Linked DNA regions of Mus musculus: regions 2 and 3 are each linked to region 1. The links are chromatin loops, found by intact Hi-C in ENCODE. Cell type or tissue: left cerebral cortex. All regions are shown on one strand.

Region 1 (8,000 bases):
TTATATTCATTTCAGGACCCTTCCCATAGACTACGACTGCCCACACTTAGGGTGGGCCTTCCCATATCAATGAACCCAATCACAAAAATCCAAGGTGATACTGAGCCCATCAAGTCAACAATCAAGGTCATCCATCACACGTAACAAGAACAGGTAGACTTAAAAGCCACAACATTGGACATTCCTTTAACTTTGAGGTGGGTTAAGAATGTGGTTTTCCTCTTCAGGCTTTCTCTGACCATCGGCATCTGTTTCTGCATCTTTGTAGGGCTCAAACTGACACTTGACTCTTTGAGAACACACCCCTCATCTTCCACGGAAGTTTCTCGGCCCATGAAAAGTCAAGAGTATTGAGAACAGAAAAGGGAACTTGAAACAATCCCAGCATTGCAGGATCTGGATAGACTCATCTGCCTTGTCTGTTCCTGCTGCAGCACTAAAATTTGACATCTCTGATTCTTTTCAAGCAAGAGTTACTGCAGTCCTCTACACAGCTCCTCCCTTCTGTTGTCACAGGTCTCACATGGAAACCATGTCCAGTGCCCACCAACCCTCAGCACATCACCTTGGCATCAAAGCTGAATGTCACTCTACTCCTGACTCTTTCATCCTATCTTTGGACTATTTGGCATTCGGCATTCTGGCTCTCAGTTCTCTTCATTACTTACCTCTCTGTCTTCATCTCTCATTTCCAGTGACTCCTTTGTTCCTATAGTGAATTCAGTTTGCACACAAGAGTAGGCTCAGAATTTCCCTCTGGAGTAACTTCCATCATGTCCTTGATTTTTTATTCTCAGAGTGATATCCCTAAAAGAAAGGAAAAGAAATCACCATCCTTATGGGTGAACTGGCACAGACTGTGATTATCAGAACTCAGAAGGTAGAGGCAGGTGGATCTTTGAGATTAGAGTCCTGCCCCTGGGTATACTGACGTAGCATAAGACACTGGAACAACTCTCAACCATTATCAGGGATATGAAGAAGCCCCGGTGCAGTAGTTTACTTTCTTGTCTATTTGTTGTGTAGTCTGGAACTCTTGATCCTCCTGCCTAAGACTCCTATGTATTAGGACTACAGACTCACATTACCACACTGAGCTGCAAGGCTGCAGTGGTTCTTAGTTAAATTTGAGGTGGTCCAGTTGCTGGTTTCAGACTGAGCATGAGCTTCTAGTCTCTCCTATCCCCATATACCTAGTTTCCTATTCCTATTCTGCCTTTTTAACCATTGTTCCCAGACATTCTTGATGCCTACAATGTTCCTGTATCGTACACTTTTAACTTGCATATGACTTTCCTGGACATCTTGTTACAGCGAAGATTAGTTCTTCTAAATGCAACTTATTAGGACTAGAGTAGTGCCTAGGATTCTGCCTTTCTAACGTTGTTTTTATTTACTTAATTTTGTATGTGTGTGAGCATGAACAGGCATTACATGCCACACAGCATGGAGGTCAGAGGACAACTCTCTGGAGTCAGTTCTCTCCTGCCACCTTGTGGGGTTCACGGTTTGAAGTCCGGTTGCTAGGCCTAAGCAAATGCCTCTACAGGTTGAGCAACACCACTTGCCCATGATTCTATATTTCTAGTAAATCCTGAGGCCATGCTGCTTGCTTAAGGATTTACTCTTGGGTAACATGAACCCATAGCAGTAATCTAAATTCTTATACATGTTCCTTTCCTTCCTCCCTCATCAGAAGGGGCAGAACATGGACTGTCATGCTGACATGATCCCTATAGCCTATGCTGTTTGCCTCGTTAGCCCCCAGTGTATCCCCTAGAGACCTAATGAGAAAGAATCATAATTGGGTTCTGGGTCCTGTCATTGAAGATTTAAAGTTAGTAATATAGGGTAGGACCTCAGAAGTTGTATTTTTATGAAGCACCCCTGACAATCTTGCTAATTTAAGAGCATATTTTTGTCAATTATGTATATGTGTATATCTCTGTGTGGGTACATGTTTGTCAGTGCAGATACTTGGAGAGGCCAGAGACATTGGATTGCCCTTAGAGCTGGAGTTTGTGGGATGTGGCTGCTGGGAACTGAAACCAGGTCCTTTTGAAGAGTAGTATACACTCTTAACCTCTGAACCATCTTTCTAGGACCACCTTTTCTTTTCTTTTTTTCTTTTTTTTTATTAGGTATTTTCTTCATTTACATTTCCAATGCTATCCCAAAAGTCCCCCATACCCTCCCACCCACTCCCCTACCCACCCACTCCCACTTCTTGGCCCTGGCGTTCCCCTGTACTGAGGCATATAAAGTTTGCAAGACCGATGGGCCTCTCTTTCCAATGATGGCTGACTAGGCCAACTTCTGATACATATGCAGCTAGAGACACGAGCTCCGGGGGGTACTGGTTAGTTCATATTTGTTGTTCCACCTATAGGGTTGCAGACCCCTTTAGCTCCTTGGGTACTTTCTCTAGCTCCTCCATTGGGGGCCCTGTGATCCATCCAATAGTTGACTGTGAGCATCCACTTCTGTGTTTGCTAGGCCCCAGCATAGCTCTTTTTTTTTTTTTTAAGATTTGTGTCTTATAGGCTAATGCCAGCCTGAAATCTTAAATAAAAATCTTCCCCAATGGATCCAATGTCCTTAATTTTATTTTGGTCTCTCTCTGTCTCTGTTTCTCTCTCTCCCTCCTCTCTCTCCCTCCTTTCCTTCTCTACTCCTCCCTTACCCTCGCTCTATCTCTCTTTGTTCTGGACACAGTCACTGTAACTAATTTATCTTAGTGATATATATATATATATGTATATATATATATTAATATAGCTAATAGTAGATGTCAAGCCTCAATATACATTCACTTTTAAACTACCATTAGAACATTTCTATATGGCTGTAGAAGGCACAATGCTAATGGCAGCTTTGATAAATCAACACCTGTCCACATCTGCTTAACATACATGGGAAGAAACACTAGTAGCCTAATTGGACTTAAGAAGCAAGACTGACTCAGCACACGGATGAACAGATGGGGAGATATAATGCCCACAGGTCCTCTTTGTGTACCCAGACTCTAGAGGCAGAACTTCATAGCAACAACAAGGGATTCAGCACTGTCTCATCCAATTTGCCTCCAGCTGTGTTTCATGTTGTACTCTCTGCACCCTGTTTCTGCTAATTTGGGTGACCTTTATAAAGGGGCTTATAGTGTTTCTCTTGCTCAATGCTACCCTGCTTCCTTTGTGCCACGAAGCATGTGCTGCGTTTTCTCTGTTCAAAAGCCCTAGCCCGCACCTAGGAAATCTTCAATGTCAGGTGTTACATTTTCTTTGGGGGGGCGGGGGTGGAGGCAGTAAACTTCATTCTAGAAAGGGAATGGATCTAACGTGTGATCACCTCAATCAGTGCCGCTCTCTAGCTTCTTACATATGTAGTACATGGCAGCTATACATTCCTCTTAAGTAAACAGAGGAATTGATGATTCACTGGTGTGTGTGGAACTCCTGTCTATTGATTTGAGATCAATCAGTCTTCTGAGCTGTTCCCAAGCAAATCTTTTCCCTTCAATCCCCAAATGGTGATCATGGTAATAGTGGTAAGTAGCTAAAATTAATCAAATGGAATAAATACTATACAGTCTTACCAGGGATGGTTTTTTATTGAATTTCATAAATTATCCCTGCTCTACAAATAAAGAACTTGAACCTGAAGATGTGTGCCCAAGCAATGTGCCAAGGTAATAAATGGGTGGGTCTGTCAGGACTGAAGCTCATGTCCTGTATCAATAAGTTGTACTTCTAGCAACTGATTGACACCACTAGACTCATGTTTATTGGCTCAATCCTGGCAGTGCTGGACTCCACTAAGAAACCCTTCTACCTGCAAGCATGTAGCATCATCAATCTTCTGACTGCTGCCTACAAGGACTCTTTCATGTTACCAAAAGGGCACCACAGTCACCTGGCCATCAAATGCTGCAAAGGTACATGGCAATGCCTTTGGAAGCTTTCTGGGTGGGCCCTGACATGGTATCAAGCAGTTTTCTTTATTTATTATGGGTCCTGAAATATGAGCCTTTCCCTAGCACTGTCTGTTATTAACTAGCTTTCTGACACATATCAAAAAGGACCGGCTCAATAGATACCATAAAGGTATAGCCTTATGATGTACTTGTTAGTGCTAGCAAAAGGTCAAGTCTCATTCTGATAGCATTTTAATAGAGTATTTCTCAGCACTCCTTTGACCATAACTCATTTCTTTCACTAGCTCCCCACCCCCTCTGTCTCTTGTTTCCTGTTTCTTGAGAGAATCTACAACCGTTGTATACTTCGGAGGAAATTGACAGCTTGCCAAAAATGCAAAAAGCTACACCAAAAAGCCAGCTCATATGATTTTTAGATCAAAAGAAAATAATGCGCTTTAAATTTGGTTTGAAAAAGATCATCCATTGATCTATGTGTGCTGAGCCTGCAGCTGGCTCCATAGTCAGAGGCTTGGGAAGTTTTCAAGAAAGAGCACATGTGCACCGTACTTCTGGTTTTCCTGAAGTCTGTTGCTGTAGGTTTAAGGTGTGAGTCCGTGCATGCAGTTCTCCGTAGCAGTCCCTATTCCGAGGGAACTAACTGGGACAGCTCACACACAGACCTAGATGTCCCATTTTAATACATTAGTAAAGATTAGAAACAGGAGGGTCCTGAGTCACATCTGAACTCATGGAGATAGTATCAGAGATATTCCCAGACTTTGCAGCGAACAGCATTTATTAAATGCCTGCTATTAGGTGCTCCCAGCTTAAATGAAAAGGCAAAGGTATCTATCTATTAAGCCACTTAGGAGTTGTGATCTGCTGCCTGATTCTCATTTGAAGAAAGCAGGCAGCTGGGCAGTGATTGAAGCGTCCAGCAGGGGGCTGGCATTCGCTGTCTATACATGGTCCTGGCTCCACTTCAGAGCGGCAGCTCAGGAGAGCTGCCGTTTGCTAGGGAAGCCAGTGACGTCCAAAGCATCCTGCCTATAGGATTGGAGGCTTTCTTGGTGCAGTTTTTTTCTACCCACTTTAAACCTTCAGGTTCTACAAATCAGGGAAGACGGGAAATGCTGTGTGAAAATAGCAATCCAAAAGTTCTTAGTAAACTGCAGCCAGAGAGACTCAGTCTAGGATGGAGGTAGGAAGAGCTGAGACAAAGTGGGCTTAATTCTAAGCTTTTCTTCAGGCTGAGTTTCTGTTGCTTGTTAACTTAGTGAATGTACAGATGTATTGCTTGCTGGTGGTGTGAAGGCTGGGACAGAACCAACATCAACAAACTGAGCTAGAGTTTGGAATACCAGTGTGTGTGTGTGTGTGTGTGTGTGTGTGTGTGTGTGTGTGTGAATTCAGAGTGTTTTAAAGAGAGATCAAGAGGCTCACACAGATCAGCGAGCCTAACTGACAAACCTTCAGCGCCTAACTGAAAAACCCAGAAGTTACAAAGCAGCATCTTGAAGGCGCATTTGAAGAGAGAAGCTTTGAGATGGCTCCAAATAATTGTTCCCACCTGAACTTGGACGTGGACCCTTTCCTGTCCTGCAACGACACCTTCAATCAAAGTCTGAGTCCCCCCAAGATGGACAACTGGTTTCACCCGGGCTTCATCTATGTCATCCCTGCAGTTTATGGGCTTATCATCGTGATAGGTCTTATTGGCAACATCACGCTCATCAAGATCTTCTGCACGGTCAAGTCCATGCGAAACGTGCCAAACCTGTTCATCTCTAGCCTGGCTTTGGGAGACCTGCTGCTGCTGGTGACATGCGCCCCTGTGGATGCCAGCAAGTACCTGGCTGACAGGTGGCTATTTGGCAGAATTGGCTGCAAACTGATCCCCTTTATACAACTTACTTCAGTGGGGGTGTCTGTCTTCACACTTACGGCACTGTCAGCTGACAGGTAAGTACTCATTGGAAGTTATATCCTCTCTTGGGGTGGCGGACCACTCAGTGAATCACATGAGAGAGCTGTCTACCCTAAAGGGAACTTTTACTCAAACTCACAATCCCTTCCAGGCATGGTTTTGTTCTGAAAATTACTTCTGGAGTTTGGCATATTAGTTTAAGAAAAGAAAAATGAGAGAATGGTGGAGACCCGAGGAGACAAATGAGAATTAAATCTCTAAGCCTGAGACTGAGGGGCATTTTTTTTCTGAAGAAAAATCATTGCCTTTCCCTGTCTTCTCCTTCTCTGAAAAATTAATTGAACAGTGAGAAGGACAATCCTACCCTACAGTTTCAACCTCAGGCTAGTGTTTTTTAGAAGCAATTCAGAATCCTTCAGAAAATAGAGAAGTTCCCACTGACCCTCTGTAAAATCTCCTTTGAGAAAGAACAACAACAACAACAAAGGCTCCATTTCTCTGAATTTTGTCTTCCTTGGACAGTCTTAACTTTTCTTACAGTTCATTTTTAGGTATGACTGAACAGAACAGTTGTGTGTGAATTTTTCCAAGTCTCCCTTCAATGACTTTAAATATGTTTGCTCCCTTTTGCCCAGCTAAGCGAGTTCAAGGTTGACTGTCCTTCTATGTACAATATCTTTGTATCTTGGTGAGGCTGAGTGTCTTCTGTTATTCTGAAAAATGCACATCTGGAAAACACACATGTGATTATACACACACACATATATATATATTTCAAACCTGTATTTGTCAAATATCTATATCTACCATGTTAAAAAGAAAAAGAAAACTCATGCTTGAACAGGCAAGTAAAGATATATGTGAAGGATATTCACACATGTTGTTGATTGTATCTTATGTTCTGAAGAATGAACACAGAAATGATTAGACTACTAGATACAATATGTTGTATCTAGTATCTAGCTAAATTTCTAAATTAAGAAAAAAAAACCCAGGTTTATTGGACCAGAGGTTATACATTGTTATCTTTAAGTCAACTATATGGTGTATGTTAAAAATACATAGGACCAGAGTGTATACTGGAAAAAGTATAGCTGCAATTCTGTAAAGTTTAGAATCTGAAGTAGAGGGCCTCTCCTTTACTACTTGTGGTGCTTGAGTCTCCTGCTATAAAAGAACAAAGCGTCCTCAGGTGAGCTGGCCTTCACAAGTAATGGACAAATAAAGCCAGTGTTATCAGTATTTGTGGCCATGTGTTTAACTTAAGCTATTTAAAGTACACTGCTCAGCACTGATGATATTCTCAGAGCCTGAAAAGTAATGGTCCAGAAATGAGGTTATCGTGTGGACCAGACAGGGTTTCTCCACACACCCTCATCTTGCTTGCACCCTGCCTATTTACCTTTAAGGTACTAATGACCACAGACACTTTCTGTGTTCACTCAGGGCCAGCAAACTTCAGGGCTGGCAAAAGCTCTAAGGTTGGTTCCCACTGGTGGAGGGCACGTCAGGCTGAGCATAATTTTCTTGATAGGAAGAAGAGATTTGGGTTTCCGGGCTGGTGAATGCAGTGGTCCAGATGGTGTTTACTGTCTCCTCGGGGAGGCGAACAGCATGGAAAGGGAGGGCATGAAATGGAAAACTGCAGCTGCAGGGACCCTCTTCCTGGAGTTTCAGACCAGACTGAGCTTGCCATCAGCAGTCAGGAACAGCTCTGTGCAAAGCTGAGTTGAATGCCACTGCAGCTGCAGTGTGTCCTCACTAACTTTTTGTAATTGGCCTTGCCTGGCAAGGGCTGATGGATCACTGGAATGACAGGTGCATCACACTAGCTTCAATGAGAATAGATGCCTGACCAGTTCGATAATACAAAACTTGTACTTTTCTATTTATCTTATGTTGAAAAGCTACAAGATTCTTACAACAGCTTTATGGGCTTGGCAATGTAACTGTGGATTCTATACTTAACAATGTGTCATCTATGAACATAGTAAAAAGAGTAAGTTAACAGCTCATCATTTTTACATAATGTCTATGTAACCACGTGATTATAATATTGAGGATATGAAGGAGTCCCAATGCCTTGCCCATTTCCATTTAATATTCCTAAAGAAAGGCAACTGTTACCTGACATTACCTATTGAAATTCTTGAACAT
Region 2 (8,000 bases), 600 kb after region 1:
TAATTGGAACACAGCCACACTCAACTACAATCTCAGCACTTGAGAGATGGAGCCAGGAGGATCAGGAATTCAGGGTCTTCCTTGGCTGAGTACGGAATTTAAGGCCAGCCAAAGATGCATGAGACCCCTATCTCAAAAAACAAATTGAAACCTGTTAAAGAGAGTAGGTCTTAAATTTTTTTTTTTTTTTTTTTTTGGTTTTTCGAGACAGGGTTTCTCTGTGTATCCCTGGCTGTCCTGGAACTCACTTTGTAGACCAGGCTGGCCTTGAACTCAGAAATCTGCCTGCCTCTGCCTCCCAAATGCTGGGATTAAAGACGTGCACCACCACGCCCAGCCTTAAATGCTTTTACCAAGCTCACTGAACTACATGGCTAGTAGATGCTGGTGTGATTTTAGTAATCATTTCATAATGTATATATACACCAAAGCTCACTTTGTACATGTTAAATACATACAATTTTCTATGTTCATTTTTAAAAAGGACCATTTTTCTTCCAGTCATGATGGCCCCTGCCTAAGGCATCTTTTCCTGTGCCCTCCCCCCACCACCCCTTTACAGAGTCTGCTGTCTGAAATGGGCCAGTGCAATTTGGAGTGAGCACCCATTAGTGAGTTTCAAGAGTAATCCATAATGATAACAATAAATGACCGACTCCATGAATGCTTTAAAGCTAATGTATTTGTCAGGCTTTTGTACCTTGAGCTCAGTGGGAAATACCTTAGAAATAAGTATTTCAACCACTTGATTTTTTAAATAGAAATGACTGAATGGTAGTGGGAGGAGATACTTGGGGAAGGGCACTGTTTGGAAGGCTGTCCACTTTAGAGTCCTAAATGCAGCATTGCAAATGAACAACCAACACAATTCCACTTGCAAGCAACCCGGGGATTTGAGAGACCAGGATATGAGAGACCGGTGTATTCATTACTTTTCTTGTTGTGACAACATGTTGGACAAAAGCAACTTAAGGAAGAAGGCAGGGGAGGAGGGTTTGGCTCACAGTTTGAGAGCATCATGAAGAAGGTAAAGAAGATAGGCTGAGAAGGAGGCTAACGCTGTGGTGCCAGTGTGAGGTCCATGTTCTAAAAGCAAATCAATTGCCCAAGTAATATAAGTTGCCCAGAAGGTTACGCTGGGGTAGATTGTCTGGTGGTTGTTTACTTGTTCGTTTGACAGAGTCTCATGCAGCCCAAGCCAACTTCAAACTCCTGATTCTCCTGTCTCTACCTCCCAGGTGCTAGGATCATGGGGTTATGGTCTTTGGGGAGATTTGTTATTGGTTTGGCTCTTTGGAGTCTTGATCTTGTTTTTACTTTAAAAAAAAACTCTTAATTTGCATAGCATCAAATGCTGTTGAAAAATAAGTCAAAGGAAAATACCTCAAACAGGGCTTCAACTGAAGGTAGAAAAAAAATGTAATGCATTCATTATGTTTAATGCATAACATAAATTACCCTTCATAGGAATCAGCTTTTAACTGTAACTATTTCACGAATCAGATGTCAAATTATTTTTAACTCTGAAAATTCCTAGTTTAGAAAGAGATAAATGAAGGCATAACTATGATAAAGAACTCCAATCAGAATATTATCAACTACAACTCTCTCAAATGTCCATTTGCATCTTGTTAAAACATTTCTAGCCATCGCATGAGTGGTTCAGTAGTAGAATTCTAACCTGGGGCTGGACAGATGGTGCAGCAGTTAAGAACAGTTGCTGCTCTTGCAATAGATCCACGTTCAGTTCCCAGCACCCACATGGCTGTTCACCATTATCTGTAACTCCAGTTTCAGGGGATCTAATACCCTCTTCTAGCCTCCCAGGGCACCAGGCCGACCCATTGTGTAGAGATACACATGCAGTCCAGACACTAGCACCCATAAAATAATAAACTAATTTCTAGGAAAAACACTTCTAATCTCCCACTTTTCTTTCAATTTGTAAAATATGTATATTCCTGTATATCTGTATCTATGGCATGTGTAGGAACCCACAGAGGACAGACAGAAGAGATAGTTACATTTCCTAGAGCTGGCATTAACAGGCCATGTCTAATATGGTGCTGGAAATGAAATTTGGGTCCTCTGGAAGAGCAGGAAGCACTACTGAGCCATCTCTGCAGGTCCTTCCTCACCTCCTTTTACTAATACCACCATCTGAGTGTCCATATACGTCTTGAAGGCAACACATGCATTCTGTTTTCATGTTATATTTTACATGAATTCACATTTTTGTTTTTTAATGATATTTTACTACATTGTGTGTGTGTGTGTGTGTGTGTGTGTGTGTGTGTGTGTGTGTGGTGGCATGTGCCACAGTGATTATGGGTATCAAAGAGCAGCTTCCAAGAACCTGTTCTCTCCTTCCACTATGTGGCTTCTAGGAATCAAACGGATCATCATGGTTTGGGGCAAGTGGTTTTGCCTGCTACACTATCTCCCTTGCTATTCTGGTTTTGTTTGCTTATGTTTGGTTTTGTCTTGTTTGGAGGCAGGGTCTCACTATATGATGGAGGACAGCCTAGAACATACTCTACAGGCCTCCAACTCACTATCCCTTTGACTCAGCATGATTCCAATGATGCCATCATGGCTAGATTATTTTTCTCCACTGATTTAAAAGCTAAAAAAAAAAAAAAAAAAAAAACAACAACAACAAGGAAAAGCAGAGCCTCCAGTGGGAGCCGAGATCCAGAATCCCGAATCTGAGTTTGTATGGAGAGCTGACAGTTTTATGTTGGGGGTTTTCTTTCTCAGAATTGCCTAGTTTGGGCTATTATGGAAGATTGGATAATCCAAAGTGTGGGAAGCCACATGTGCCGTTGCAGAGTGGTGCTGGCTACCACTGGCCACTGCCCATGATTATGGGTAAACAACCAATGTGCGCATGTGCATAAGAGGTTTTTGCCGAGTCACTGCCTGGCCCGACGCAGATTAATGAGGTACTGGTAGCATAACCAATCAGGTATGGACATGTCACTCCTAGGCCTATGTAAGCAGCACCATTTCTGGGCTCAGGGTCTTTCGCTTATGCAGTCAATGCTCTCCCAATAAACGTGTGCAGAAGGATCCTATTGTGGCGTCGTTCTTGCTGGTGAGTCGGGCGCTCACACCAAAGAAAAGAAAGCTGACTGGTTCCCACCATATAAAGCCCCAACCTCTCCCAGGAAGTTTGCGAGTCCCACCAAAAAGGCTACCAAGTCTTTGTCTTGTAGAGGAAAAAGAACCAAGAAGTCAGCCATCTTAAATGTTTAAGTGAAAAGGACATTAATTTACTTAAAGCTCCTTTTCCTGTCTGTTTTCCTGTCAGGGAGCTCTCTGATACCTAGTCCCTCAGACTGATAACAGTTAGAATGAAAGTCAGCTATGTTCCCAAGAAGCCTCCTCTAAATGCAGCTGAGACGACTTTAAAGCAGAAAAGAGACCAGAGTTGCTACAGATCCAGAAGTCTTCTGCAACCCTACAAAGTGTTCTATTAGCTCTTGTAGATAAATCAAGGAAATAACATGATTATAACAAAATTGTGTTCTCTTTCCTGGGTACTACTCTTAGACTCAGCATATACTGTAGAAGAATACACTTTACATATGCCTGTTAACGAATCTATTCCGAATAATCATCTCTCTGACAATTTTGGAAGCAACCATAACACTTCTCATGCATTCCAACAAGGTAGGGAGGTCATGACAACCAATGAAATGAAACAGACTGTAGCAGCGGACATATCGTAAGAGAGGCTCCTGATTTCCAACATGTTTACTTTCTTTAGCTGGAAGAGCAAGAATGGCCATGCCCACTAAGTATTTGCTACCCACCCAAGTAAAGTCACTCCTCAGGCATTGTGCTCTTGGCTGCATTATGATTCCATCCCCCCCTTTAATAAGACTTTCAGCCATCAGCACAACTGCTGGTTCTTAAGGCTATTTTTCTCCGGCAAAGTGATCTCAGCACATAAAGACATTCAATAGCAATTAGGTTTTATTGTTCTCATCTCACTTATGTGTATAGGAGCCATTGAAATGTAAAATGCACACATCCTCTGACTTGGCAATTTCCCTTCTATGGATTCATCCCACAGATGTGCTTATGTGTGGATACAGAACATATTTGTACACAGAGGTCAAAATGTAAAGTGATTTCAGGCTACAAAAAGAAAGCATACAGCCTAAATACAAGACTATAAACAATTCAATAAGTGCAGTAAATCCTCTCATGTCCATGGTACACACAGCGAGACAAGCCATCAAAGGTAATAATAGGTGATCAATACAAAGTAGGAACAGTGTCTCAAAGATGCTAGCTAAAGTGGCTGTGGGTGTTGCCCAGTGGTTAGTGCACATGGTGTCTTGAGTTACCATTCATTGCATTGCTTGCCCCTCCCACAAAAGAGTATATGTCCATCCACATATATGGATAGGTATACACACACACACACACACACACACACACACATGCACATACAGGCACACACAGCATGCATGCATTCCTGAACTAATAACAGCACAAAATAAAGGTAGTTGCCTCTGTGGAAGAGAAGTAAAGCAAACTGAGACAAATGAAATCCTTTGATGCGTTTTTCTGTAGACTTAACTTTTTTACCCTGTGTGTCAATTATTCTTTCATGTACACACACATACAGTGTTAAAAGCTGTCATCCAAGACTTAACCTCGACAAAGCTGTCTAATAGCGGCACCTACTGGCAAAATCCCTTCTTAGCTCAAAGTAGCACCTCAAAAAGAAAAGCCATCATTTTCCTGGCAGCACCACTACAGCTATTACTCAGGAAATACATTTCTATTAAAGCCTCCTAAGGATTTTTTTTTTTTTGCTGCTATGAGACCTTCTGAGCATGAGGCTTAAAAGTACCATCTGGCTGGGAAGTGACGGTTCATTATGGTTTGAATTGAAAGCTATAAAACGGCATGAATATTTCTATATCCTTCCATGAGGTAATCTCCAGCACATAGTACCAAGTTAAGAAAAAAAAAAAACAAATCAGGAAAACATGAGAAAAATGTACTATGGTGCATATTAAAAGGGTAGGAGTTACAGATGAACAAACACATTTGTTTATATTTTTAATTAATTTTAAGATTTATTTTTATCTATGTATATGAATCTTTTGCCTGCATGTATATAAGTGTACCATGTCTATGCAGTGCCCACAAAGGCCAAAGGAGAGGTCAGATCCCCCTGGAACTGGAGTTATAGGTGGTTGTGAGCTGCTTTGTAAATGCTGGGAACTGAACCCAGGTCCTCTGCAAGAACAGGTGCTCTTAACTGCTGAATCATCTCTACAGACCCTATTTACATTATTTAAAATGGAAAGATCGGGCTAACAAGATGGCCTAGTGAATAAGGATGCTTGGCACCAAGCTAATAATCAGAATTCTACCCCCAAGACTTATATGGTGAAAGGAGAGAACCAAATCCCATGAAAGTTGTCTCTACTACAGCACGCACATGAACTGGGACACATACACACCCACATAAAATGTTTACACCACAGATTCCTGATGTCTGTGTGTTTGAACACTTGTTCCCCAGCTATGGTGCTGTTTAGGAAAGCAGAGGACAAGAGGTTTAGTTGGCAGATGGATGTTGGACTGTTTAAGATGGAATGCGGGTTAATAGGCCAGCTCTGCTTGGCACTTGTTATTGTCTGCCTACAGTGTAAGACAACATCATGCTCCCACCAACATGAAAAAGAACTAGTCCCACCCACCACATCTATCATGATGGTGTGTGTGTGTGTGTGTGTGTGTGTGTGTGTGTGTGTGTGTGTGTAATTCAAATTAAACCATTCAAGGCTCAGAAGTAGTTAACTCGGTTGAGTGTTCCCTAGCATTCACAAAGCCCTGGGGTTCCATCCCCAACACTACATAAAGGAGAAATAAGGGTACATACCTGGAGTCCCAGTACTTGGGAGGTAACAGCAAAAGAATCAGAATCCTTGGTTATATGAGACACTGTCTTAATTTTAAAAACAAACAAACCAACACTCCTCCCTTAAGCTACTACAGTGGGGATTGCTCACATCAGAGAGATAAGAAAAAGTAAGGCGTATAAAGGAATAAGAATGGTACACATTTTTGTTTTTGAAACAGGACCCTGGTTGTTCTGGAGCTCACTATGTAGATCAGGCTAGCCTCAAGTCACAGCTATCCGCCTGCCTCACCTCTGTCTCCCAAGTACTGAGATTAAAAGCATGTGCCACCACACCCGGCCTGCACCATACATTCTTAACTGCTGAGCCTTCATTTAAGCCCAAAGTCAATTGTTCTTAATGGAGACAGTTCTACCCGTGCCCTTCTACCAAGGGACATTGGCTACTCTCTGGAGGGAATTTTAGTGTCATAATTAAGGACAGAACTAGTGGCATCTAGCACCTCACACATGAGAAAATAATAATAATAATAAATTAAAAATCATCTATCCCTTACAACTGAACACTTATAATACAAAGAGCCCAACTAAAATAGACCAGGAATGTAAATAGACATTTTTCCAAAGAAGGAGCAAAAGTAGCCATTCCATACATGAAAGATATCCAACAGTTATTAGCAATGGGGTAGGGTGGGGTGCAAATCAAAGCCCAGAAGAGATGCCACTTCACTTCCACTACAGTTGCTGTGAGGTCAGACACAAACAGTAACAAGTGCTCCAGAGAACGCAGAGACTGAGGCCCTCACTCACAGGATGCTGGTGTGTATGTTGCTGCCCCTTTGGCAAACAGTCTGGTGGCTCTTTACTAGACTAAGCATAGTTATCACATGACCCAGGAATTCCACTCCTAGGTGAAATGAAAACATGTTCCTACCAAAGCAAAAAGCAAAAGCAAAAAACCAAAAACCAAATAAAAAACTCACCCATACATGATTGTTCACAGAAACATTATTAACAATAGAGAAAAAGTAAGAGCAACCCAAATGTCCATCAGTAGATGAACAGATCGAAAAAAAGCACATATCATCACAAAAGAACAGTAATTAACCATAATAAGAAATTAATTAGGAGCAGACCATGGGTGCAAACTCCGCAGCCAGTCCCACAACACCCAGAGGAAGCTCCACTCCCAGGCGCTCTAAGGCACCCAGGATCATAGGATCTGAGGTAAGGAGGGTACAACATCTGCCCCAACACCATGAGGAGTAACTGGGACCAGTGGGATCCAGGGACACAGGAACCCCACCCAACCAGCAACACGGGTTCCTTCCAGTCTGGGCCAGAGCCCTGAGCAGACCTTGGGCCTGAACTCTGCAGCCAGTCCCACAACACCCAGGGGAAGCTCCACTCCCAGGCACCCTAACATGCCCAGGATCCCAGGATCTCAGGGGCTTGCTCACACCAGGATCTCAGAGTCCCAGAGGCAGCTTGACTCCCAGGAGCTCTGACACACCCAGGATCTCAGGATCCCAGGATCCCAGAATCACAGGATCACAGAGACAGTTGGACTCTGAGAAGTTTTGACACAACCAGGGTCACAGGAAGGACAGGCTCCAGTCAGACATAGCAAGAGCAGGGAGCAGTAACGAGAACCAGACAGCAGGAGGCAAGCTTAAGAACATAAGCAACAGAAACCAAGGTTACTTGGCATCATCAGAACCCAATTCTCCCACCATAGCAAATCTTGGATACACCATCACACTGGAAAAGCAAGACTTGGATCTAGAATCACTTCTCATGATGGTGATAGATGACATTAAGAAGGACATAAGAGCACTGACTGTTCTTCCAAAGGTCCAAATCCCAGCAACCACATGGTGGCTCACAACCATCCTTAACGAGATCTGACGCCCTCTTCTGGGCATCATATGTACTTACATATAATAAATCTTAAAAAAAAAGGACATAACCCCCTTAAAGAAATGCAGGAGAACACAGGTAAACAGGTAGAAGCCCTTAAAGAGGAAACACAAAAATCCCTTAAAGAATTACAGGAAAACACAATAAAACAGGCGAAGGAAAGGAACAAAACCATCCAAGATCTAAAAAT
Region 3 (8,000 bases), 580 kb after region 1:
TTCTTCACAGGCTATCTGTCAAGTCCCACTGACTACCCCCTCCAGACCACCTTGTCCTAGATGAAACTCTTATAAACTCGGGGATCTCTGCTCGGCTGTCCCACATCACGGAGCCACAGCCTCTGTCTGCGGCCCTGCGGAAGACCTTGCCTCCTCACTGGCCTTCTCTCAGCTGTCTGATGCATGCCTCTGTGTGAGTAGGGCAGTTGTAGCTTTTCCTTATCAGTGTCTTTCCAGATAGTGGAAACGAACTGAAGGGAGAAGCTGAGTGAGTAAATGAATGAATGAATGAATGAATGAGTCCCAAGGAAATAATTTCAGATCTGTCTTCTGGGTCACCCCACTAAAACTCAGAAAGAAGATGCTTATGAATAGCTTCTGCTCTCGTTAACCTGGCGATTCCTTTTCCCCAGTTCTATTTATAATGATTCAGTGTTTTATGTCATGGAGTTTGGGGGGATTGGTTTGACTTTAGAGGGGTTGGTTTTTGTTTTTTTGGGTTTGGGGGGTGGTAAGACAGGGTCTCACTATATAGTTCTGGCTGTCCTGGAACTCACTATGTAGAATGGGCTAGATTGAGCTCACAGCTGTGCCTCCTGAATGCTGGTACTAAAGGCCTGTTCAACCACAATCAGCAATGTTGGGTGTTTAAGTTGTTAGATCAGAGTACAGTTGGGTAAGTTGACCTATTCTAACAGATTGCTCAGGTTCCTCACAGACAATCCCATACGTGCCCCAAACACACACACACACACACACACACACACACACACACACACACACACAAGCACAGTGTCACATACAGCTCTAAAGGAGCCTTTGACATCTGGAATGTCTTAAAGGAAGAATTTCTAAGAAAATATCTGACCTCATCAGTGCCTCCAGAAAATGTTTGGAGCCATCTGAACCCCAGAACCCAAGTAAGCTCCAAGAAGCACTGAGGGGAAGGACTGGAGGAAACTGGATTATACCTCTAGTGGGAAGGAGTACTTAATTCTGAATTGCCCTTAACTCTTAGCATGTCTCCCTCTCTTCTTTGGCTGGTTAATGAGGGTTAGATGAAGTGTTACTCAAGGGAAGTGAGAAAAGGCAGCCTCCAGTTTAGGAAGCCAAACCTCTTCTAAATTGCCTGGCCCTTCGTGGGTTTTCTAGGAAAAGGCAGGGAAGTTCACAAGAACTGCCACAGTACATGCTCTATGTATATTCCGACCCTCAGTTTCCATTTAAGTTCCACTCAAGTTCCAACTACAGTGATAAACTCCTCTGGTTTCTTGTCAGAGGTACTTTACGATTCTTCAGGCAATTCACCCTAATTTATCCAACTTCAATTTATCTCTGAAGGTAAATTGCTTCAGTTGTCAGTGACTATGGTAATCAAGGAATATATTGTTCTGAACTATTGAGAATAGAGTAAAATTAACTAATTAAGAACGAGATGGGACAGTGCTAGAGAGATAGCTCCGCAATTAAGAGCATGGCTGCTCTTGTAGAGGATCCAGGTTCTGTTCCTAACACCCACATGGTAGCTCACAGACATCCTTGCTTCCAGTACCAGGAGATCCGATGGCTTCTTCTGCCTTCTGCAGGTATCAGACATGCATGTGGTGCAGATCCATACATAGAGGCAAAACAATCAGACATATGAAATATAAATAAATAATTTTTTAGGAAAGGGTCAGGTGCAGTGGCACATGTTCTTTTTTTAAAAAAGGAAAGAAAGAGAGAATTTTAAAAGGGGGAGAGGAAGCCTACATAATAAGGCTATCTCTAAATTTTAAAAAAGTTAAGAAAGAAGAAAGTTTAAAGGTACGTAGGTAGGTAGGTAGATAGATAGATAGATAGATAGATAGATAGATAGATAGATAGATTGATAGATAGAACTTAACTAACTTGCCTTTATGTTCATCATTAGATATGAAACTGAAAGTACCTCCAGACCCAAAAAAATCATTTCCAAAACTGAAGTGTAAGAGTGAGGATGGAGAGGAAGCAACGACACTGGCCACCAAAGACTATTAAGTATTCCTTCCACACCAAAGGAAATTTGAAAATTCTTGAAAGAGCAATGTGATAGCAATGATCTAGAAACCCTGAAGCTAGAGACTAGGAGAAGGGAGTAGAGTTGAGGGTATCAAAGAAAGGGCTGAAGGTTGCTGACTTTTTCATTATGTGCAGCAGAGCACTCAATCAATTAACTAGTTAATTAAAAATAAGAACAAACAAAAATGTGCTAGCTAGAAGAGACTGGGAGGAGAAACATGGGGAGGTTAGGGAGATTTGGGTTGGATATTATCAAGATGCATTGTATGTTTGAAACTATCAAAGAATTCTTTTCCTTCTTTTTTGCTTTTCATTTGTTGGTTTGGTTTGGTTTGGTTTGGTCTGGTTTGGCTTAGAGAGGGTTGGTTTGTAGGTTGTTTTGTTTTGTTTTTCAAGACAGGGTTTCTCTGTGTACCCCTTGAATGTCCTAGAACTCACTCTGTAGACCAAGCTCAGAGATTTGCCTGCCTCCTGCCTCCTGAGTGGCGAAAAAGCATGCACCACCACTGCCAGCCCACAGAATAAACTTTAAAAAACACTTCAAAGAAGAAGTGCTAGCTAACAGAGGAGTCAATGGAGAAGAAAGATGTTGAAGATGAAAGAGTAAGGGATAACCAGACAGTGGCGGCACATGCCTTTAATCCCAGCACTTGGGAGGCAGAGGCAGGTGGATAGATTCCTGAGTTTGAGGCCAGCCTGGTCTACAGAGTGAGTTTCAAGACAGCCAGGGCTATACAGAGAAACTGTCTCGAGAAAGGAAGAAAGAAAGAAAGAGAGAGAGAGAGAGAGAGAGGGGGGGGGGGGGGAGGGAGAGAAAACCAAGTGCCAAGTCTAAATAACACCCAGAGCAGCAGGGAAAAAAGAAAGTATAAAGAGAGGCTGCAAAGAGTCACTAGGGAGGAAGGCATCAGGAGAGGCCTCTCTGGGCCTGGTTCAGAAGGCCTCATCCAGAGACACATGATATCAGAATGATGTCAGCTGGGAGCAAGCATGCAGGAGCCACTCTAGAAGCAGAAGGCTGGGGAAGTATGGACAGAGAACACAGTGACTTGGTCCTCAGACAACATGACAAGCTCTAAAGATGGTAGCTGGGGCCCTAAGATGTAGTTCAGTTGGTAAAGCACTTGCCTAGCATGCAGGATTCCCTGGGTTTGAGCCTCAGCGCCACATAAAATGGGGCATTGGCTGCACTACACAGCAAGTTCAAGACTCACCAGAGCTACATGAGACCTTGCCTCAAAAAAAGATAACATGGTGAGGATGACAAAAGGGGGTGGAGGAGGGAGATGACTAGTGATGAGGGCCGCTCCAGTTATACAAGCAACCTAATTAGGTAACAAACAGAACCAAAAATCCTAAGAGGCAAAAGGAACACTGTTTGAAAGCATGCTAATTTTATTACTGTCAAGTGGTTAGTAAACCTTAAGCGCCTTTATATTTATCCCCAGCATTTCCAAAATACTACCGTTTTTGCTTCTGAAAGGAAAAGGCTTCTTCCTTTGCAAAAACCATTGCTATAGAACACGATGGCTGCCATCTGATCCCCGCATTCTGTCCTTTCTTGGAACAGAGCCATACAGGCTACAAACAAAAATTATTTAAAAAAAAAAGATCAATAAATTATAAAGCTGTTGGAAATGCAAAAGCACTGCACAAGGATAAATATGGCACTCATTAACCTTGACTAAAGTATTCTGCAACCCCGATAAAAGTGTAATGAGTTCAAGTCCTTCAGTGTCCCAGGAAACCTGAAACCAAGTGTATGGAGGTCTGAGTCTCTTATCAATGAGGAAATTCCTTAATGGCAGGGTTTATGGGGCCTACCTAACTGCATCTTGGGAACTAGTTTCGTGTCTGAATATTTCACTTGGAGAAAACAGGAACACCTACCCCCTAGAAGACCCTTCCCACCCCCCTCCTCTGCTTCTTTTAAAGGTACATTTATTTATAGTGTGGTTTTGTGTGTGGGTGCTTGTGTGCCAGCGCATGTGTGTGAAGGTCAGAGAACAACTTTCAGTAGTTGGTTCTCTCCTTCCACCACGTAACGCCAGGGACAGAACTCAGGCGATCAGGCTTGGCGGCAAGCATCTTGATCTTGCTGAGCCATTTCGTCAGCCCTTCTCTTTTGTTGTTGTTCTCCTTTTTCCAGGACTAGAGTATCACACACAGTAGGCAAACACCCTGCCTCTGAGCTACATCCCAGCCCTACTTCTCGTGATTTTCCCAGACTTGCTTATGTGTTCCTCAAGTGTTCTGTACGAAGCTTCCCCAATCTGTTCTTGTCCTACTGCCCACTGGGTGTTTTGGAGGGAGACAGTCTTTTTTTTTTTTTTTTAAGCCATACTATGATTTGGATTCTTTAACAGTCATGTTGAAGACATGCATGTAAATGTGAACCAGCTTTACATCATAGTATGTTACCTAACAGACACTGACTTGCTACTTGCTCCAGCAGCTTCTGTCACTGCAAATCCAAGTGGAACCCTCCCAAGTGGCCCTCTGCTCTCACATCACGCATGACCCCTAGCTAGCTGGACACTCCTGATGGTTCAAACCTGTACTTTCTACCTAAGCTACTTTAAGTCCAGGCTCCTCCACTCCTCACTCCCCCACCACACTGCTATACACAGAGCACTTCTTCATTCCATTCCTAAAGAGACCTGCTCCCTACCTCAGCACACACACACACACACACACACACACACACACACACACACACCCATCATTCAGGGGCATCCTCCAATTGCCCTATAATCAATACATTCTCCTCACCAAATCAATCGCCTATATATTGTTAATTCATTTCCCATACCTCTCCAAGGACGTCCACATTCTAGTTCTTAGAACCTAAGGACCTCTGACCTTTTGTGACCTAAGAGTTTACAAATGTGCTTATGTTAAAGTTCCTGGGATGAGGGAGTCGGGCTTTCTTGCTGTGTCACGACAGAAGCCAGAGAGAAGAGAGCTGGGATGAGCTCCTCGCTTCTCAGGAATTCACTCTGTCATGGATGTTTATTCTGGGTTCTGAGTGTGAACCCACATAATCATGTGGGACCCTGACAGAGGAAGGAAGGACAGAATCAGAGGTGAAAAAGCAAACATTACAGACAGACTGGAAGATGTTAAGCTCCTGGCTTTCAGGATAGAGGGTGTACCCGTGAACAAGCAGCCTCTAGATGCTATAAAATAAAATAAAATAAAATAAAATAAAATAAAATAAAATAAAATAAGCAGTCTCTCCTGTAACTTCAGAAGGAACACAGCCTGTCGACCCACTTTAAACTTCTGACCTACAAGACCAAAAGGGAGTAAGTTTGTGATGTTTCCAGGTACTGCCTAAGAACTTATTAAAGCAGCAACAGGAATCTGGTACTGTCCTGTTTGTCCATCGATAGACCAAAGGGAACACTATCTCTTTCATAGTGTCGTTACAATGATTTCGGGAGGCTGTAGGATTTGAGTGGCCATAGTTTTAAAAGAAAGCAAAACAAAAGCCCTGATTCAGTACTGGCTCCCACGCAGAGGCCTCTGGGAACTCAGAACCGAAGACTAGCGCAGGCAGTAGATGCACACCCCAGGCAAAGTGCAAAAGAAAGTCAAAGTAGAAAGGAAAGCTGGAAGTAGAAAAGAAAAGGAACTCTGATGGCCAGGGAGGACAGGCACCAAGTAAAAGCCAAGTAAGGGAGACAAGTATGCTGTCAATTTTAGGGACAACTAAAATTATCCTTTTACATAACTTCCTTAGAAAGGATGAGTTCAGGGTCTTTTACATCTCAAAGTCAAAGATAACATAGCATTTTGCACCCACTTTGTTTTGTGCGGACTTGGTTATGAATAATACTCATACAACTAGAAATTAAAAAGAAAACAAAACATTTTAAAGACAAGGTCTCATGTGGTCCAGGTTGGCCTCAAACTTCTTATATGTAGCAGAGGAAGACCTTAAACTTCTGATTCCCCTTCCTCCACCTCCCAAGTGCCACGATTGCAGGCGTGCACCACCATGTCAAGTTTATGGGGTGCTGGGGATAAGACTCAGGGCTTCATGCATGTTAAGCAAGCACTCTGCCAACTGAACTACATACCACACAAAAAGGATTTTTTTTTCTTCATGCATTCCATGTTATTGATTCTTGAGCAGAAAACGTGGCCACAGAAGGCACAGATGCCCAGAGCACTTGGTCTTCCCGAGGGAGAAAAAACCTGAAGTCTGTCCAAAGACCGAGCGTCTCAGTTTTTCCATTACCAATCTTGTACCTGTCATTCTTTCCCATTCTGTCATTTCAAAACACACTCTTTGGAACACACCCTGCCTTTATGGCATGTTTCCATAGCCTGTTAGTTAATGTTTCATGGGACTATTAGTGGATTTCGTGTTTCTAACTGCCGGGTTACCCTCGTGCTTTTGAGTGCAAAGATAAAGAGAACAATAAGCCTCGAGAGATAACCACTAGAGGAGACAAGCATGCAAAAGAATGAGGAGAATCACAGTGTGTTTTTCAAGTTCCGTTGGCACTTGCTACAAGCCTGAGTTCTGACAGGCAGCACTGGGCCACTTTAAGCAGAGGTCTTCCCTTGAAATGAACAATGTGGGGCCTAAATGACGGCTGGCCTGTACTATTTTAACACTGATCCTTTGAATGTGTGTATTATGCATTTTTATATTTCTACACATCATATATGGTACATGATATGACTTGAGAATGTTATATAAGACATATCATATAATTTCATATTTGGATTAGATACAGTTTTAAATCACTTTTCAATATAGGCACACAAAAAAATATGATACCAACTCTCCTCGGTTTTAGCTCCAAAATGATCATTTAAGAAAAGACAATAGTTTAATGTGATATTTCCACAACTGAGGAGATTGAAATATAGGCTATGGTAACAGATGGAGGTTATATAGAAAAAAGTTCTTGTCCGTAGGAATCCAAGGAGATATTTGCAGGGAAACCAGTGAAATTCCACAACTTATTCTCAAATGATTTATGAGGAGGAAAAACCAAGGTGGAAATTTTCCCATGTAAAGGCTCTAATCAAACGGTGCCCTTGTGTGTTATTCTTGCCACTTCACTTTAGATGTAAAACAAAACAAAAAACCTTAAAGATGTTAAAGTAAGGCCATCAGTCCAGACGACGAAGATACGAGGACCAGGAAGGAGTCCAAAGGTAGCCTGGAAAACACTGTGACTTGGACTAAACAAAGAGATTCCATCTCAAAAACCAAACCAACAGCAACCCAAAAAAGATGTTGGAGGAAAAACTATGATTAGTCACCAAAACTCACTTCCTCCCAGGAGACTAGAACTTACATGTAAAACAAAGAAACAAACCAACCAAAATACTGGACAATTTTTAAAACCCTTTTTAAAACATTGCCCAAATCAGAGTCCTATTGTATAAAATCATCAACTAAAACCCATGCCTGTTAGACATGGTAGCACACACCTGTGATCCCAGCACTGCTGAGGTGGAGGCAGAGGGATCAGGAATTCAAAGTCATTCTTAGCCAGACTGGGCCATATGAGAGACCTGGTCTGTAAAAATAAACAAATAAATATAGAGTTTGGAGATATAATTCAGTGCATATGCACAAAGATCTGAATTTGGATCCCAACACGCATGCCAGGCCTGGCTGTACGGGTGCCTGTGAGGCCAGCACTATGAGAGAGGGGACCAGATAGGTGGTTTTACTGGGCTTTCTGGCCACCAATCAAGCTCAGGTTCCATTCGAGACCCTATCTCAAGGGAATAAGGTATAAGACTGATAGTGCAGGACACCTGATATCCTATAGATCTGTATACACATGTATGTACATGTATATACCACACACACACAAAAGACAGACCTACCTGCCTACTGACAGACTGACCTAAAGTGCCACTAACTCTAACGGGTTGGTTAATACAGAAAGTCTGTACTCGAGTCAGATAAATTACAATAAAACAGC

The links. Hi-C counts contacts between places; a loop is a spot of excess contacts. Peaks named below come from ENCODE experiments on the same cell type or tissue, not always from the same donor. Only the 100,000 strongest peaks of a DNase experiment are listed, where the experiment ranks them.
Region 2: it touches region 1 in a loop (6-fold over the local background); 4 of 42 quality-filtered maps call a loop at or near these places.
Region 3: a loop joins it to region 1, with 4 times the contacts of the local background. A loop is called at or near these places in 3 of 42 quality-filtered maps.

The regions. Positions count from the first base shown.
Region 1 is chrX:163,546,760-163,554,759 of GRCm38, reverse strand. It overlaps Grpr (gastrin releasing peptide receptor), which reads left to right and starts at 5,024. Exons shown (of 3, transcript NM_008177.3): 1 at 5,024-5,878. The coding sequence starts at 5,463. In left cerebral cortex, a CTCF peak has its summit at 4,848 (motif pointing right); DNase peaks (open chromatin) are centred at 4,891 and 7,492.
Region 2 is chrX:162,946,695-162,954,694 of GRCm38, reverse strand. The region is part of intron 13 of Ctps2 (cytidine 5'-triphosphate synthase 2); the gene reads right to left. Among named protein-coding and RNA genes, the nearest start is that of S100g, 14 kb to the left of the region's middle. In left cerebral cortex, CTCF peaks have their summits at 4,708 (motif pointing left) and 7,771 (motif pointing left); a DNase peak (open chromatin) is centred at 4,702.
Region 3 is chrX:162,965,985-162,973,984 of GRCm38, reverse strand. All of the region lies in intron 13 of Ctps2 (cytidine 5'-triphosphate synthase 2), which reads right to left. Among named protein-coding and RNA genes, the nearest start is that of S100g, 5.4 kb to the right of the region's middle. In left cerebral cortex, no CTCF peak of the experiment used is centred here; a DNase peak (open chromatin) is centred at 4,217.